Linked DNA regions of Homo sapiens: region 2 is linked to region 1. A link is a loop called in an ENCODE intact Hi-C map of the cell type or tissue named here. Cell type or tissue: heart right ventricle. All regions are shown on one strand. Region 1 overlaps ICA1-AS1 (ICA1 antisense RNA 1). Region 2 overlaps ICA1 (islet cell autoantigen 1).

Region 1 (5,000 bases):
AAAATAATTTATATGGTCATTCAACCAATGACTAAATGCATTTGACACTCCTGGTTCTTACTAAAAGCAGAGCTTCCTGAGTCCCACCTTGAAATGAATAAATGAGGTTTTTGTTTGTTTGTTTGTTTGTTTGTTGTTTGTTGTTGGTGCAGACCCAGGATAATACATTTTGACAAGCCCTCCTGCCTCCTGCACTGACCTCCTGCTCAGGTTAGGTGGCCACTGGTCTCCCCACAGGGTGCTGGGACCCAGCCAACTCCTTATAGCCTGGAACTGCTGAATTGTTCTTTGGTTTCCAGGTCATGGCTTGATAGCCTGTTGTCACCCCAGTTCCATTTTGAGTAAATGACCTTTTAGACAAACTGGCAATAAAAGTTCTTCAAAACTTAAAAAAAATAAAATAAACAAAACAGAAGAATCACCGCATACCCAACCCCCTGATAATTGTTAGGAATACTAAAGTGTGAGAACCACCGCATTATTATACAATAAAGACTATTATATTTCAATGGGCAAAAACCTGGAAAGGCCAGTAAATAAAGAAAAGAGGCCGGGTGCGGGGGCTCACACCTGTAATCCCAGAACTTCAGGAGGCCGAGGCGGGCAGATCACTTAAGGCCGGGAGTTCAGGACAAGCCTAGTCAACATGGCAAAACCCCATCTCTGCTAAAAATACAAAAATTAGCCAGGCGTGGTGGTACTCACCTGTAGTCCCAGCTACTCTGGAAGCTGAGGTATGAGAATCACTTGAACCCAGGAGGCAGAGGTTGCAATGAGCTGAGATCATACCACTGCACTCCACCGGGGTGCAGAGCAAGACCCTGACAAAAAAAGGAAGGGGAGGGGAGGGGAGGGGAGGGGAGGGGAGGGGAGAGGAGGGGAGGAGAGGGGAGGGGAGGGAAGGAAAAAAGAAAAGAGGAAAAGAGGACAGGGATCTACCATCTTACCATCTTGTCTGGCCACTGCCTGAGACACAGACATGGCTTCCGTTCTTAAGTCCCTATTAAATGTTTCTTTCTAAGAAAATTTTAAGAAAATTAAGAAAAGCAGATGAGGTGACATTGTTGAATAATATGCCTGAAGCCACCAATATATAATTTTGCTTATTTGGCAGGTTTCTCCATGGTCTCTATCCACTGCTGCCAGAACATGTGTCTTTGTCCCAGTGACAGCAAGACTGATGAAATGGCAACATATGAGGAAGCTAGTGCAGGAGAACTTCAACCAGGTTCTGCATGTTTTCATCCTATGCTTGCCATTACTCCAGGTCCATGTGTCTTCACCTCCTGACCTAGTTTTCTCACCAGCCTGGCTAACCTAGGCTACCTGTAAAAAATCGTTCATTCCAGATGGCTGGGTTTTTTCCCTCCACATGCCACCCTCCCTAGTTCCTAATTTTAATTCTAGAAAAATGTATGTTAATTACTCCAGTAATGCTGTTTTTTCCACCAAAGAATTAAGGGAAAGGGGAGAACCCATGAAGGAAGAGATGAACTCAGGTGTCTTCTTCTTGTAGCTTTCTTCTTCACAAATACTTGATAATTTTTAGTTAAAATTGAGGAACCACATCTAAGATCACTATATATATTAAGTAGTCTTTAATTTCCACATTTGTTAATGTTCTTTGGTTGCAAAGAGTGTAAAACAACTCTGGTTAATTTAGGCAAAGAGAGAAGGTTATCAGAAGGATTATAGAGCACTTCATAAAATGCAAGAGAGGAACAAAGGCTCAAAAGGACAAGAAATGGGGACACTCCAGGGCCTCAGTAGGAGTTTACACATCTTCCCATCTCTCTATCTCATCATGCCAAATGTTAATCATCAAAATGAAGAACATAGGTGGTAACTCCCAGACTAGCAGCTATGGCCAGGAAGACAAAATCACAGAGCACAGATGTGATCTCCTGGGGCTATGTCTGTATATAAACAAATAATCCTTCTGAGAAAGGAGCCATGCTTAGCCATAGCCATACAGCTACCCCCAAAGCTATCTGCTACAATCTACCCTCTGGCTGCCCAGAATACACACATGCTTGCTTACTCACATACATATCTTTCTTTACCTGTACCAAAAAAAAAACACCCATAACACATGATTCAACCAATCATCACACAATGGCAATAGAAGACAAGCAAAGTCATTTCCAGCAACTGCACTCAGAGGTGAGACATTGTCCTTCAAGTCTATGACCTCTGACTTATGTCCATTCCTTCTCAGTTATCACAACCCCATCTCAGTATTCTTCAGCCTATGAACTACATGGTGGATTTAATTGATATTTAGATTACATTATATAGCCCTGGGAGAAAGAAAAAGAAAATTTGTTTAATTCTCATGTTTAAAGGAAATGTGAGATAAATAGTATACTTAGCAGCAAATAAGGAAATACTGGGGAAGGCTACTGTCCTCCATTCTGCAAGAACGCATGAGACTGCTGCTGACATATAAAATATGTACTTTCCCTGTTTGCTCCAAGTTCTCCTGGCTTTCAGCCAACACCTCAGCTTGCCAAGCATCTTTGCCCTGATTGTATAAAGAATACAAAATCTCCAGGTGGCAATCTCAGCTGCCAATTCAATAAAACCTACTTTTTTAAAACAAACAAACAAACAAACAAAAACTCTTGCTTGAAGCAGTCCTCCATTGGGTACTAAATTCCTTAGGCTAAAAGAGTTAAGAGAACAATTTTTAAAAATTAAAGCAAAAATTCTAAGAGTGAGAGAATAAGTATAATTGTAAGAGGTGCCTTCATCCCTAGATTCTTAGGTTGTGTTTTGGCTCTGAAAGTAATAACCAATGTATTAGTCATTGTTTCTGCTCATGTTCTATATCTTACAACGTAACACTCCATATCACATCTGCTATTTTCCAAATGGCACTAGGGCAAAGTTTTCAATAGGTCATTTCAATAGCTTCATGAGGATGATTGGATATTTATACAGTAAGGCCAGTGAGTTATTAGCCTATTGCCTTACTTATCAAGTGGTGAGTTCATTGGTCAGAGGCCATATATAGAATCCTGCCGATGTGTTAGTGGTATGTAAGCAGGGAAAGCAAATCCAAGTTCAGAAAGACTATTCCAGTACTGCCACTGGATGAGTGCCACTGGATGAGTTGCTGCCACTCCATGATAAAGAAGCATTCCCAACTTAAAATAACTTTCCCACTACCAGCAGACCAAGTTCCCTAGAGGTGCAGTGACAGTCACTGCTGCTAGCAATATACAGATGCGTCTGGTAAAAGGAAATTTATGCTGTTAGGCCCAAGAATTACCTCCATTCTGGCAATAGCAGCTATTATATCCATAAGCCAAGAAACTGACTGGGAACAGAGGATGTCTGACCCCCATAGAAGAAATCACTTTGTTCTCTTGGATATTAACAAACTGATATGGTTTTGCTATGTCCCCATTGAAATCTTATCTTGAATTGTAGTTCCCATAATCCCCACCTGTCATGGGAGGCACCTTGTGGGAGGTAATTGAATCATGGGGATGGTGTTCCCCATGCTATTCTCACGATAGTAAGTTCTCACAAGATCTGATGGTTTTATAAGGGGCTTCCCCCTTTGTTCAGCTCTCATCCTTCTCCTTCCTGCCATCACGTGAAGAAGGATGTGTTTGCTTCCCCTTTAGCCATGATTGTAAGTTTCCTGAGGCCTCCCCAGCCATGTGGAATTGTGAGTAAATTAAACCTCTTTCCTTTATAAATTACCCAGTCCTGGGCACTTCTTTATAGCAGTATGAGAATGGACTAATACACAAACTCTTCTACAATAATGGCTTCTCAGTGAGGACTCACATTAACCCAGATATTTTCACACTTTGGGCCCATTTTCAATGGTGCATCAACTTTCCTTAAAACCTACTTGTCATCAGTTCTCCAATCTTGATCCTTCTAAGTCTCTGACCGTCTAATCAGACCAGGACTAAAAATGACTCATTGTGTACTCATCAGCTTTAAGCATCTCTAAAATATTGCCCTGTTCCAAGCCCCTGCCCAGTATCCCCACCATTGCCCAAGTCAATCGATCCCTCCCTCAGGGACATCTCTGACTCCCCACAATTCAGAAACCAAAGGGTTAACATCTGGCAAAACTGGACTTCAAGACTAGTTTCAGTGATAGATTCCAATTGTCTTATGTGTTAAATATTTTGAATATCACCTCTGAGCAAATCATTACCTCAGGAATTGGTGTAGATCCTGACCTCAGATAAAGTTGACAATATTTCCTTCCAGGTCAAGTAGACAATGAAATTCATGCTCAGAATCAACTATTGTGAGCATTTTCCTTCTCCACTATACTTCACAGCCACACTGAAGGACAGCAACGCTTCCTCTCATCCTGTCTGGGGCTAGCATATTGTGCAAGGCCATTTGTACACCAGGTTCAAGTTAGGTCTCTCAGTGAAGAACTCTCTCATTGGACCACTAGTCACTGGAAACTCCCATGAAGCATAGGAAGAAAAAGTAATGTAGTAGGAATACGACTGCCTGCTTGTACCGTTTATCTGTGTTTTTAGGCTTCTCCACAGGCTCAGCCTCATAGTTTTTTCTTCCTTTTCAGTTCACTCAATGTGGACTACCGTTGGGAATGCTTGACTTTGTGGCTAAGTACCTGAGACAACACTCATTCCATGTCAGGTATCAAAGTACTGAGATCATCTTACACCAGAGAGTTGGGTCTTTCAGTCTCTATCAGAGCCCAGGAACAAGTCAGGAGTCATGTTTCAAAATAAAGGGTCATCTGCTAAAGGGGTCTTCACATTTTCCCAAACACAGAAGTTCTCCTCTACGATGGCTCTTGTAGGCACTTGTCATGGATGCCATATAGCTCTCCAATGGGCTGCACACCATTTCAGCAGCACCAAATCCATTTGCTCACAAGGGCCAAAGGGCAGAGCTGCTTGCCTTGCAGCCTGAGCCAGCTGGACAGCTACTTCCCACTTTCGGCCTCACTCAAAACAGGCAGCTTTTGGCAGGTCAAGGCCACCCAGAAA
Region 2 (5,000 bases), 52 kb after region 1:
CAGCCTCCCGAGTAGCTGGGATTACAGGCATGTGCCACCACGCCTGGCTAATTTTTGTATTTTTAGTACAGACGGGGTTTCACCATGTTGGCCAGGATGGTCTCGATCTCTTGACCTCATGATCTGCCCACCTCAGCCTCCCAAAGTGCTGGGATTACAGGCATGAGCCACCGCGCCCGGCCAAAGAAATCCATTCTATGGCCCACTCTTGAGAATGCCATTCCCCTAAAATAATCAGTCTTTGGAGTGTATCCTTCCAACCTTTTAATGTGCATATTCTATAGAGAGATTATCTTTTACATAAGTTTTATACATTATCTTATTTTCTCTGATATGAGCTCATAATACGACTTTTAAATAATGCAGAAAGATATAAAGTAGACCATGAAAGTCTCCCATAATCCTACTTCTCTCTCCAAAGATAACCATTGTTAAGGAAGTCATCAGAAATGCCTTCTGGCTTTTTAAGAATAAATGTGTAAATTGAAAATTGTAAACTTAATGAAATTGTAAATGAAGGAAAGTAGGTTTTGAGATACTGGTATTTTGATATAGTCATATAAACAAACTCACGTTTCAGCACAAGCCTGGCACATTTTGGGTGGTGATGGGATGGGGTAGAGGAAAGTACATCTCCACAGAGGAGAGTTGCCTGGGGGGGTCAGGGGAGCCTTTGGGGCAGGGACTCTAGGTCCAAAGAGGATGTGGACGAAGCAAGGGGAGGGATGGAACTCCATCAGCAAACTTTCCAGCCATATTTGGGGTACTCCAATCACTTTTACACAATTCCATTTCATTTTCAATTACTTTTGTTTCTTTTCTCTTTTTTCTTCTCTTTTTTCTTTTTTGAGGGACAGGGTCTCGCCCCGTATCCCAGGATGAAGTGCAGTGGTGTGATCACGGCTCCCTGCAGCCTCAAACTCCTGGACTTGAACAATCCACCCACTTCAGTCTGCTGAGTAGCTTTGTGTCATAGGCCTGTGCCACCACACCTGACTAATTATTTGTAGAGATGGGGTTTTACTATGTTGCCCAGGCTGATCTGAAACTCCTGGCCTCAAGCAGTCCTCCTGCCTGGGCCTTCCAAAGTGCTAGAATTAAAGGCATGAGCCACCATGCCCGGCCAGTTTCTAATTTTTTCTCCACATACTTTTTGATTTGCTCTTCACTGTGATCCTCCTGAAAAATGGCTTTTCATCTATATTTTAAGCATTTATATGGAAGAGTTTAAAGTTTTTAACATCAGAAGCCTGCAACCAATTTTAAATTTATTTTATTGTTATTTTATTGTGGTAAGAACAGTTAACATGAAGTCAACCGTCTTAAATTTTAGGTGCACAATACAGTATTGTTAACAATAGGCACCATGGGGCTGGGCGCGGTGGCTCATATCTGTAATCCCAGCAGTTTGGGAGGCTGAGGAGGGCGGATCATCTGAGGTCAGGAGTTGGAGACCAGCCTGGCCAACATAGTGAAACCCCATCTGTACTAAAAACATACAAAAAGTAGCTGGGCGTGGTAGCATGTGCCTATAATCCCAGCTACTCAGGAGGCCTAGGCAGGAGAATCGCTTGAACCTGGAAGGCAGAGGCTGCAGTGAGCTGAGATCACGCCACTGCACTCCAGTCTGGGCAACAGGAGTGAAAGTCCATCTCAAAAAAAAAAAAAAAATACCAAGAATAAGCACCATGTCACACAGCAGATCTCTAGAGCTTATTCATCTTGCATAACTGAAACCTTATGCACCTTGAATAGTAATTTCTCATTTCTTCCTACCTTCTAGCCACTCGTAACTGCCATTCTACTCTCTGCTTCTGTGAGTTTGACTATTTTAGATTTCTCTGTAACAGATCTTAGGCATGCTGTTCTTCAGCCTCTTATCTCTGCTTTCCTGCCATCACCTCAGTGTTGGCTGTAGTGTTAGAGTGGAGAGAGTGTGTTGGTGTCTGGCTTTATCTCTGACTCACTGAGGTAACTTGGGCCAGTCACCCTGCCTGGCTTGATCTCACTGTCTCCACCTCTAAAAGGGGTGTGCTTAGTCTGTTATATCTACATTCTTTTCAAGGGTTAGTTTCTTTATTTCCTGCAAAAGATTCTAAATTTCTCCACTCTGACTTTTAAGGTTTTTGAGTCAGAAAGAGTTGATGAACTTCCTTGGTGTAACACCCAGATAAGAAAGTGCTCATACGTTTATCAATGTTGTAAATGTAAATGCATAATGGAAAGTCATGTTTAAAGAAATCATTTCACACTAAAATATCTTAATCTTTATGAAAGGTGTGAATAAAATAGTTCTTTAAATGTTTTTAGCAGTTATCCCTGGGACTTACAGGATCGATATGCTCAAGATAAGTCAGTTGTAAATAAGATGCAACAGAAATATTGGGAGACGAAGCAGGCCTTTATTAAAGCCACAGGGAAGAAGGAAGATGAACATGTTGTTGCCTCTGACGCGGACCTGGATGCCAAGCTAGAGGTGAGCTCTTTATTGCTGTCAGCCCCAACACAGCCACCTTGCTAGGATCAAGGTCCTAGAGTATACTCACTGAGGCAGAGCTGGGTGTGCTTTGTATTTGAAAATGAGGAAAATCTAGGATTAGGTAAACTCAATCCCAGCATATTTATTAAAACCTGCAAATTCTCACATAACCACCATGCCTCAGTTACTCTGTATTTTAAGAACATAGTCGCCATGTATTGCCTGTGGTAAATTCTCAGTAAGCGTTTCTTGGGAAAAGGAATGCAGTCAAAGAGCTGCTGCTTGCTGGTCAGAGCTGAGGAGTCAGATTTAGAACACTAGAATCTGGCAAATGTTAAATTTTTTTAAAAGAAGAACTCAGGTAAAACGTCGTGGAAAGTAGAGTCTAATAAGTTTTGTATTGGACCCTGGAAAATTCTAAAATGAATAAGGAGATATTTAGTTAGACTAGTTAACAATATAGTAAGCTGGATTTAGATATGGTTGATCTAGCATATTAATATAAGAAGGCCCACTAACTAACTCCCTGTCTTGCTGGACATTTCTGCCAATAGTTTAGATTAAAATTTTGAAAGCATACCTATCATTTCTATAAATAACAGGGCACTGAGAGGAATAATATCTTAGATGGTCTGATAAGGATTCAAAATGAACTCAGATTTTAATATATACACTAAGGTTAATGAACTGAACATTTAATGGGACTAAAAAAGCCCAAGATTTCAAAAAGTTTTCGGAGTGTCCAGAATGGTGGAAACCATAGTTATTCTACATCAGAGAGGGTTAAGGGGAAATGTTAGTTGTCAATTACTGTCATGTGAAAAGGGATGAGATTGATTCTAAGCACATGAGGGTAGACCAGACCCAGGAAGAACTTTGTAATGTTAAGGCTGCCCCGTGAGAACTGGGCTGCCTTTGAGGTTAGGACTAACCCTGTGAGATGGATCTGGGCTACTATTGTACCTACTATCTGCTGTAACTTTAGGAGAACTATACCCAGTTTCTCATATCCTCGTTTTCTTAATGCATGAAATAGAGATATTAATACCTACTTATTACAGCTATTATCAAGATTAAAGTAGGTAACAGAGTGATGGCTAAGGTTTATTAGTGTTTATAAATATTATACTAACATATTTATAAACATGACTAATGTTTATTAATAATTAATGTTTATGAGTGTGTTTTATGTCTCAGGAACCATTTAGACTGCATTCCATATGGTATCTCTAGTACATAGCAAAGCTCCTGACCCACTGGCCCTGCCTCCCCATCCTGCATTTCCTCTCTCCCACACGCTTACATTGCCCTCACCACCAGCCAGCTATGATGGCCTTGTCTCAGTTCTCAGTCCACAACCAGCCAAGTTCACACCCATCAGAGCATTTGCTGGCTTCCACCTGGACACTGTTTCCCCACATCTTCCCTTCTCATAGTTCAGGTTTCAGCCTAAAGGTCACGCTGTTTCGAGTCACTGCCTGTCCACCCCTGCTCCCCACCTACCCCACCCCTGCTCACTGTCTAACACCTGGCCATGTTTTATTTTATTCGTAGTACTCATCTCTCATTGAATTATCTCAGGTGTTCATCTGTTTGCCCACCTTCCCTCCACTATGAGATCAAATTCCATGTTAGCCTATTCACGACGTATCCCCAGCCACACATAGAATACACATTCAATAAGTACCAACTGAATAAGGGTATGTGTTAGTGCAATTAATATCAGTTCTCAGCCCTTTCCTTCTGCAATTGGAAATTTTGAAATAGAAACTGGGTTTGACAAGGATGTTCTAATGGAGATTTCTGCAATGGAGGAAAGTAGAACCAGGAAGCATCTGTTTCGATTGTTATATTCTAAGTACAGTGTAAATTATTATAAGCATATATGCTTTTTATATCTCATAGTATTTTCTTCTTAAGAACCTAGTAAATACATGCATTATTCAAAAGGTAATTTAATATGTTAATTACAAATATATTAAACATTATATTTTGGCTGAACCAAATGTACCTTAATCAAAATAGCTGCTGTCCTAGGTATGTAGCATCCATTGTACTTAGCTGTGACAAATAATTTAGCACATGATAGAGGTTTCTGTTGCAGAAATGTTAATACTGATGTTGATGTTTATAGAGAGGATGGATTCCATCCATGAAATATACAAAAATGATGTGAAAACCTCTTTGATGTTCGTACCTTGAGTTATCCATAGAAGGCTAACTTATAAACCAAGAAGTTTTATTCTTCTGGCACAGAAAACTTGTGTTCCAAGCTATAATATTGGTCAGATTCTATTGCAATCTGTTGGAAAGTTAATATAGAAATATTGCGCTGAGTTTTAATATTTGTCCACGTTGCTTGCTAATGAAATCCTTTTCTGAAAAACAGCTCTTCAGTACAATAACAGACAAAAGTAATCTCTGCTGACAGAAGTCTTCTTGCCAGAGTCACTGTGCCACAGCAGAGTGGACTGATTAGATGATGGAAATGTTTCTTATCTTGCCTTGGGCATGATTATGT

Evidence for each region. Hi-C counts contacts between places; a loop is a spot of excess contacts. Peaks named below come from ENCODE experiments on the same cell type or tissue, not always from the same donor. Only the 100,000 strongest peaks of a DNase experiment are listed, where the experiment ranks them.
Region 2: it touches region 1 in a loop (8-fold over the local background); 23 of 110 quality-filtered maps call a loop at or near these places.

Annotation. Positions count from the first base shown.
Region 1 is chr7:8,282,273-8,287,272 of GRCh38, reverse strand. The region is part of intron 3 of ICA1-AS1 (ICA1 antisense RNA 1); the gene reads right to left. Among named protein-coding and RNA genes, the nearest start is that of ICA1-AS1, 23 kb to the right of the region's middle. In heart right ventricle, no CTCF peak of the experiment used is centred here; a DNase peak (open chromatin) is centred at 3,115; H3K27ac peaks cover 4,664 bases.
Region 2 is chr7:8,230,066-8,235,065 of GRCh38, reverse strand. It overlaps ICA1 (islet cell autoantigen 1), which reads left to right. Exons shown (of 14, transcript NM_001136020.3): 3 at 2,311-2,476. Among named protein-coding and RNA genes, the nearest start is that of ICA1, 30 kb to the left of the region's middle. In heart right ventricle, no CTCF peak of the experiment used is centred here; no DNase peak of the experiment used is centred here; H3K27ac peaks cover 3,248 bases.